Regions from separate parts of the Mus musculus genome. Here region 2 is linked to region 1. A link is a contact called in ENCODE Hi-C or POLR2A ChIA-PET data. All regions are on one chromosome and are shown on one strand. Each heading gives the region's core, a stretch centred on a gene start or an enhancer-like site at or near the end of the contact. The rest is flanking DNA. Distances are from core to core; before and after follow the strand shown. Region 1 holds the start of Ccnf (cyclin F). Region 2 holds the start of Abca17 (ATP-binding cassette, sub-family A (ABC1), member 17).

What was found. A loop is a pair of places that touch in the nucleus more often than their neighbours do. ChIA-PET counts read pairs that join two places held with the same protein, here RNA polymerase II (POLR2A).
Region 2: a loop to region 1 is called in a map of left cerebral cortex, with 2.5 times the contacts of the local background. The contact joins the promoter of Abca17 here to the promoter of Ccnf in region 1. A Hi-C loop is called at or near these places in 5 of 37 maps with a recorded cell type or tissue (heart and left cerebral cortex). POLR2A ChIA-PET finds 5 or more read pairs at or near these places in 4 of 5 experiments (Patski and embryonic stem cell).

What each region holds. Positions count from the first base shown.
Region 1 is chr17:24,249,371-24,253,381 of GRCm38, forward strand. It overlaps Ccnf (cyclin F), which reads right to left and starts at 2,039. Exons shown (of 17, transcript NM_007634.4): 1 at 1,925-2,039; 2 at 1-35. The coding sequence starts at 1,940.
Region 2 is chr17:24,348,940-24,352,950 of GRCm38, forward strand. Abca17 (ATP-binding cassette, sub-family A (ABC1), member 17) reads right to left here and starts at 2,120. Exons shown (of 31, transcript NM_001031621.3): 1 at 2,029-2,120. Abca3 (ATP-binding cassette, sub-family A (ABC1), member 3) reads left to right here and starts at 3,084. Exons shown (of 33, transcript NM_013855.3): 1 at 3,084-3,312.

The DNA of each region.
Region 1 (4,011 bases), core at 789-3,288:
ATAACAGAAACACTTGGCACACCTACAATGGATCACTTAAAGGGAAAAAAAATTCACAAGCCTTGGTGAGATAAAAAGTTGCATCTAAAGATGATTTAATCGTTACTGTCCTCTATTCACACAAGAGACTAGTTTTAAAATTAAATAAAGTGTACCATATGAATTACTTAAGATACCACCATTCCCCAGCACTCGGGAGGCAGAGGCAGGTGAATTTCTGAGTTCGAGGCCAGCCTGGTCTACAGAGTGAGTTCCAGGACAGCCAGGGCTATACAGGAAAACCCTGTCTCAAAAAACAAAACAACAAAAAAGATACCACCATTCCTTTTATAGCCAATAAATATTCAGGGAGAATATCAGGTAACATGTAACTTGAATGTTGGAAATTTTCTAATCCAAGATCTACATGACAACCAGAGCTGGAGAAAGCAGTCGACACTGATGAACATTCAGTTTTCCTTGAACTGTACTCAAGAAGGTACTTTTGGGGCCAAGAAACTGCTCAGCAGTGAAGGCTAGCTCACAACCAGTCAGTAAGATCCCTTGGACTTTTGCTATAGCCCAGGCTGGCCTCAAATTCACTAACATTAGCTGAGGTTACCCTTGAACTCCTGATTCCCCTACCTCTACCTGCCAAGTACTGCATTCTAAGTATTAGTCACTATGGCCAGCTTACATTGTTTATATTTGAACATGTGACTATCAGCATATGGTTGACCAAGGGACTTGCATAGCATAGACTGGGAACTCAAATTAGCAGGCCGTTCTGTAGAACATGGAGGCCAGATCCATCCCAGAGCAGCTCTCAGCTTGGCAGATGGTGAGAGCTCCCCAGTCCCCAAACAGAGGGGTCTTCCACACTCAGCTTACAGTGCAAAATCACCCCTTCCTAGCACCGTGGACCCTTTAATACACTCAGTTCCTCATGCTGCAGTGACCCCCAACCATAAAATACCTTCATTGCTACTTCATAACTGTAATTTTGCTACGGTTATGAATCTTAATGTAAATATCTGATATGCAGGATGTCTGATCTGCAACTCCTGTGAAAAGGTCGTGTGACCCCCCCAATGGAGTCGCGCCCACATGTTGAGAACTCAGGCACACAGCAACTGGACCCAGACATGCTCTTCAGATGAGCTCTTCTCCTCCACAGTGGGTTGTTCCAATATTTACTTCAGCAATTCATTCTTCATTCAACGCCTATGGCTTTTTTCCCTATTTCACAAAGGGCCCCCACATTACCCCCCCCCCCCAAGGTCCTGCCTTCCTACTTATAAATGCGCCTATCTTTCTACCTATTTTTCCTCCTCACACTGAGGCAAAAGTGGCTGACCTCGGGCTTTCCATCAGGAGGTCTCTAAGAGACTGTCCACTCCCAAACTCTTCACCTGAGTCTTATTGGAAACCAAATTTACAGCAAAGGCCAAATGTATACCCAGAGAGCTATAATTCCCAAACATTCTAAGAATATTATCATAACAGTTTCTTGACTCGTGTGCTCTAGAGCATGTCTGGAAGTGTTTAACCACTCTAACAAGTGAAATCGCACCCCCAGGTCGTGAGACGTTTTCACGGGGCAGATCCTGTGGCCTCAGCCAACCCTCAGGTGATCAAGCCGCCCACAAGAGTCCGGACAGGGCCTGAGATCGCTCTATATCGTGTGGATTGCCCACGACTTCACAGATAAGTAAAATCGTAGTTTGCTAAGTAGAGAACCTAAATAGCCCTGGGGTAACAGGAGAGGCATAGGCGCCGGGCGGGCATTTAAACCGCGCGGGCGGGCTCGCAGTCGGGGATACGTGCCTACCCCGTGCTTTGGGGGATGCGACGCGCACTCCCGGGTCACAGGGGCCCGAGTCCATGCTCCTCCGGCCTCCGTTCCGTATGACCTATCGCCTACCCGGCTCCCGCCAGCACTCACCACCGCCGCTCCCCATCGCCGAGCTCCCTCCACTGCCGCTTTAGACCGCTCTCAAGCGCGCCCGCGCCTGGGGCAAGTGCACGGAGCGCCTCACGCAGGCGCGGGCCCCACCCCCGCCCCGTTTTCAAACGCGCCGGGAGCTCCTACTGGTAGGACCACAGAGTTACGCCCCCCAGATCACTAGCCTCTCCTGCCCCGCAGGCTCTGGGCATTTGTGATTGGCTACACCAGGACGCGAATTCAAACGCTGGCTGTCTATTGGCTTATCGCTCGTGGTTGACCCGCCTTCTCCGCTGGGCGGGGGACGGAGGAGTTCAGCTGGCGCCGGCGGGCTATCCTAAAAAGCCCGCCCGGAGGCAGAGAGGGCTGGTCTTCTCCCTCCAAGACTTGTCCTACCGTCCGGAGTTGGTCGTGGCTTACTACCTGTCCCTCCCACGCGAGCTTCCGGCCGAGGAGACTGCATTTGGAGGCGCCAACTCCAACACTGATGTGGAAATTGCAGAAGCTGGGCTCCGATGCCGGGCAGCCACAGCCACAGTCACAGTCTGCTGAGCGATGTGTTCACTCGAGTACATGTTCCGTATTCTCATGAGATGATCTGTCGAGAAAAGACAAGTGGTCTCTTGAGGGTGGAGAGCGAGGAATAGGCCCAGGCTTATCCCCACAGCTTGGGTCAGCCTTCATCCCCTCCCCGAAGCCAGCATGCTCACTGTATCTGACCTGTGCTGGAAGCTGGATAGCAAGACCTCTAGTGGGTCTGAGACAGTTAATAGGGAATGGCTGTTCACAGCACAGAATATTAGAGAACCCTAGAGCAAGACTTGGGATTTGCTCCCCATTGCTGCTGATCTCCATGGGGAACCCTCACACTGTCTCTTTTCCGGAAGACTATACTGTTTTCCAATTTGTTACTTTTTCTTTTCTTCGAGACAGGGTTTCTCTGTGTAGCCCTGGCTGACCTGCAACTCACTCTGTAGACCAGGCTGGCCTTGAACTCAGAAATCCGCCTGCCTCTGCCTCCCGAGTGCTGTGATTAAAGGCATGTGGCACCACCACCCAGCTACTTTGTTACTTTTTTATCTTCCTCCTTTTGTACTTTGTTACTTGGGACAGAAGTGCTGTTTTCAGAATTTGCTTTTGGTAGCCTCTGGAAGGTATTAAAAAAACTAAATCTAACAATGAGCAAACCCGCTGTCCATCACATTTCAGAATACATAACAATCTATCTGGTCCCCTGGTTAATCAGAGTTACAAAGTCATCAGTTGATCAGTTGTCTTTTTTTTTTTTTTTGCTCTACCTTGTTTTGTATCCTACTCAATTTCAGTTTCTATTATTTATTGGAGGCGGGTTTTGTTGGTTTTGATAAAGGGTCTCCCAATGCCCTTCAGCTAACAACCTGACACTGCTTAGAGTCATCTGAGGGAGACTCAGTTATGTGATTGCCCATATCAGACTGGTCTGTGGCCATGTCTGTGAGGGATTGGTATGATTGATGACTGAGAGGGTTCAGCCTCTCACCACCTCTGGTGGTGCCATCCCTAGGTAGGTGTGTCTAGGCTATATAAGAAAGCTAGCTGAGCATCAGCCAGACAGCACTGGTCCATGGTCCTGCCTTGGTTGAGCTCCGGCTCTGACTTCCTTCAATGATGGGTTGTGACCTAGAAGTGTAAGACAAATAAATTGTTTTTGGTCCTGTTGTTTGTTAGAACAGAAAGCAAACTAGAAAACCCCACGAAGCCCAGGCTGACCTATAACGTGAGGTCTGTCCTGCTCCAGCTTCCTGACTGTTGGCTTATAGTTAGGTACCACTTCTGTCACGTTTGAATATGTTTGGCCCAGGGAGTGGCACTATTAGAAAGTGTGTTCCTGTTGTAGTCGGTGTGTCACTGTGGTATGGGCTTTAAGACCCCCATCCTAGCTTCCTGGAAGCCAGTGCTAGCAGAATACTGATACAGATGAAGATGTAGAACTCTCAGCTCCTCCTGCACCATGCCTGCCTGGATGCTACCATGTTCCCGTCTTGATGATAATGGACTGAACCTCTGAATCTGTAAGCCAGCCCCAATTAAATGTCCCTATAAGAGTT
Region 2 (4,011 bases), core at 870-3,369, 100 kb after region 1:
AATAGTAAAATAAATATTAAAATAGGATAAAGTACTTAGGAGGTGCCACTATAACAAGCTACACCTATATTAAAAACAAACAAACAAACAAACAAACATCAAATGAAAAAACAGCTGGGTGGTGGTGGTGTACGCCTTTAATCCCAGCATTCTGGAGGCAGGCAGATCTCTGGGTTGAAGGCCAGCCTGGTCTACAGAGTGAGTTCCAGGACAGCCAGGTTTACACAGAGAAACTGTCTCAAAATACAAAAAACAAACAAACAAAAAACCTTCAAATCATCGTATTGGTTTTGTCTTACTATAATGAAACGTATGAGAATAAGTAAAAGAGGTTTACAGCTTTGGAAGCTGAAAGTCCACATAGCACCAAGCTCTGGCTGTGCCAAGCTTTGGCAGTGGTCCCTGTGGTTTCATCAGCTCATGCAGATTGTACCACAATGGTAAGAAAACACACAGAACTTATATCCTAAGGCAGGATGCCAAAAGTGTGGCTGTGAACTTGAGTACCACAAGAACTGTGCAGAGAAAATCTCTTGTGCACTGTGTGAAAGTATTCCTGTCTGTAAAATAATGCTGTTTAGCCAATGGGCTCAGACAGATTAGAAGGTGGGACATCTGGCAGAGAGAGAGAGAAAGAGAGAGAAGAGAGAGATGCAAATGTCACGTGTCCAATTTACATCTATAGATAAATCTATATATTTACATAAACAGGTACAAAATTATAGAGAGAGTATTTACTGAACAAATGGCATGGGAAGAGGATGGCAGTTATAAAAAAAGTGGCCTTTTGTTTTAAAATTTGAAGAATATATTTATATAATACTTGCTAAATTTTAAATTTGTGAATATACTAATCATCTATATGAAACACCTCTAAAACTTCTAGATGATTAAAAGCTATGCAAACTACACTTGAAGCAAGATAGAGATTCACACAAAGACCACTATGGCAGTGTTGCTACAGTTTCTGTGCTGCCTGGATATTTAATAGAACAAGCCTACATAACTCACTGTCATAGTCAATGATGTACACACATTTCCGTGTGATTGTGTTTACATTAGTTTCAAATAACAATATATTCAGTTCTAACAATACATTGTTGAGGACTTTGAATTTGGTGTTAGATGGCTGTTTCAATACTTCCTTTACCAGTTTCATCTGTACTCCTCAATACACAATAAAATGAGACTTTGACACCAGACACCTACTTTGTGAGATTCTGAGGAACACGCATCACGAATACTCTCAACCTCGCCTTTGCCTAAGGGAATTCTAAGTCACCCAGCTCTGTTCCTAGATTTAGTTCTGCAGAACTAGGCTTAGGTTTGGAAAGGACTAAAGAATTTAAGTTGAAAATGGCAAGTACTGTTTTGAAAGAAAAGCGATTAAGTTTAACGTCCAGTTCCAGTCAGCCAGATTCATACACCTCCTATCATGAAATAGAGAATGGGAGAGACATTTTGGGTTGGAAGGATGATGGAGAGAAAGTCTTTGGGGACAAAGTCTTTTGGAGATGTTTACAGCACACCAATAATCCAAATCCCCACCTTGCTTTAATTGTCCCCCCATCTCCCCCAACACACACCGCTACATGCTTGTTACAACAGGCACATACTGCCATTTAAGTGCCAGGCATGATGATAATCCCTTAAGCATGCACTTTTCTCATTTCACTTTGGAAAAAAAGTGGTGGTTGTGGGGGAACCGCAACCTTTGAATACGCTATTACTACCATTTCAATTTTAGGAATGAGAAATTAAGATTCTGGAAAATACAATGACTTGAATACACTAGTGAAGGACTCAAGACCTGAAGCCAGGTCTTTGAGACTCCCTTTATTCGGCAAACTTGACTAGAGCATTTCTGGACAAGGTGTTCTAGGACCCCAGGGAACTGACCATGTACCAGGCAAGGGCTCTTTTCTTAGGGAGTCCATCTTCTGGTTAGCCATACAGGACCCTAGAGAGCGAGAGGTTATGACCACAGTGTAACTGGCATTGATTCGGAAGTCACGATCCCAGGGTTACCTTAAGGCTAGGCAGGTCTGGTCCGCAGCCCGGAATCCGGGGAGGGCTGCGCCTCACTCACCGCAGGCACCCTGTCCGTGGCCACGGGCACTGAAGGACCCGCTGGATCGCCCTCGACGACTGTTGGCCCCGCGACACGGCCACGCCCACGCTCAACCCCGCTTCTCCCGGGCCAGCCGCGCGGATGCCCAAGCTGCAGCAACCTGTGATTCCAATGCCATTCCCTCCTGCCTGGGCCGAGGGCACACAGATGTTCGCATCCTACTGTCTGAAGGAACCACAACCCCCTCCCACCTCCATGCCTGTCTACTGCCTGAAGAAATCCTAACGCCCCAATCTCCTGTCCGAGGAAACTCTACCGCCCAAGAGACCCCGACGCCCTGCCTTCTGCCTGAGGAGACCCAGATCCCTGAGAACCCCCTCCCACCCTGACTGTATTCTCCTAGTGGTGCTGCTGGGCTGGACCGTGACTTTCCCTTTCCTAGCTGTGGGCTGTCGCCTCTGAAAGGTTCCTAGACCTAACCTCACTAGGGCTTGGGTTCCTCCTGCTGAGAGCAGAAAGTAGCACTTTCTCTTGGTGACAAGAGTGAGATGGGGAGAGAGCCCTGAAGAGAAAGAGGAACTTGAATCCCGCTGCGAAAGTGAGATTCTTGATGTTACAGCCTCAACTGCTTTGAAACACATTTGTCCAGAGATGAGCTTCAGGCCAGCGACCCCGGGGCTCAGAGCCCCAAACTAACGCCTACTGTTTGCTGGACGCGAGCAAGGGCGTGCTGCACGATCAGTGGCGGATGCGGAGAAAACCCGCAGGGGCAACCCATCACGCACGCTCACCCCACCCTACAAGCGCTTGCCCACTGGAGGTGAGACCTGCGTGGAGTACTGCGCAGACGCACGATCCGGAATGTTGAACTGGGAGGGGTGCACGCGCTACGCAGAGCGCCCTCTGTCGGAGCTGGGCAACATGTGCCAGGCACTGCGCAGACGCTGAATCCAGAGCTTAGGCGAGGCTGAGCCGGCCGGGGGCAAACCCGGGGCACCTGCAGGGGCGGCCCAGTGCGCACGCGCGCTCCGACGCGCCCCCCCACCCCCTCCAGGAGCCGGAGCTTCCTGGTGCGTTCTTCCACCCGCGCCTGTCGCAGGCGCCTCCTCTCTGCCCCGCCGCCTCAGTTGTCAGCTTCGGCCGCAACCGCCCCAGCAAGGCTGGAGCAGGACCGGGAGTCTAAGGGAGGGAACCTGGCGAGAGAGCTGCGCAGACCGCCGCCACCCTGGCGCTGAGGGTCGGTGAGTGTCACTAGGACTTGTCACTCGCGCGCTAGCTCGGGGCTCTGAGATTTCCCGTCCTTGCCCGGGTCTCCACTCTGCCAGCGGGCAGCGCCCCAACCTGGGGCCTCCGAGCCCCTGCCTATCGCCGGGACCTGCGGGCTCGCGGACTGACCCTTCGTATTGCTGCAGGTGTAGCTGTCTTGGCGTCCTCATGCTGGGTGTGTCCCCGCTATAGCGGGGTCGCGGGGCTCGCAGGAACCCGCACAGACCGCTGGGTCGTTACGGGGTCTATTGTGCGGGCCTGGCAGGTGGACAGACAGCCGCCGCCCTCAGGCGCTTTGCGGGCTGCGACACAGCAGGCCGGCGGAATGCTCCAGGCTCAACCGGCCAGTGCTGGTCCTGGATGGAATTCCTCCCAGTTCTTCAAGCTTCAGCATCTTCGTTTTCATGAACTTTAACGTAGGGTTCAAGGGATGCTTTGATAGGGGTTGAAGTTGGCGAAGCCCTCAATGTGCAATACAGAACTCGGAAGGGGGAACCACAGCAACTACAGCAACTGTGCTCTGGTCAAGTGTCTCGGTGTTTGGTGTTGGTGCTCAGAATGACCGACCCCGAACTTCGACTAGTTCCTGGGGGTCAGGGCTCCAGCCTGGGGGTCAGGTCCCTGGTACTGCACGCTTGAGCTTTCCCTGTGTGTGGCCCATTTGGGCTTTGTCT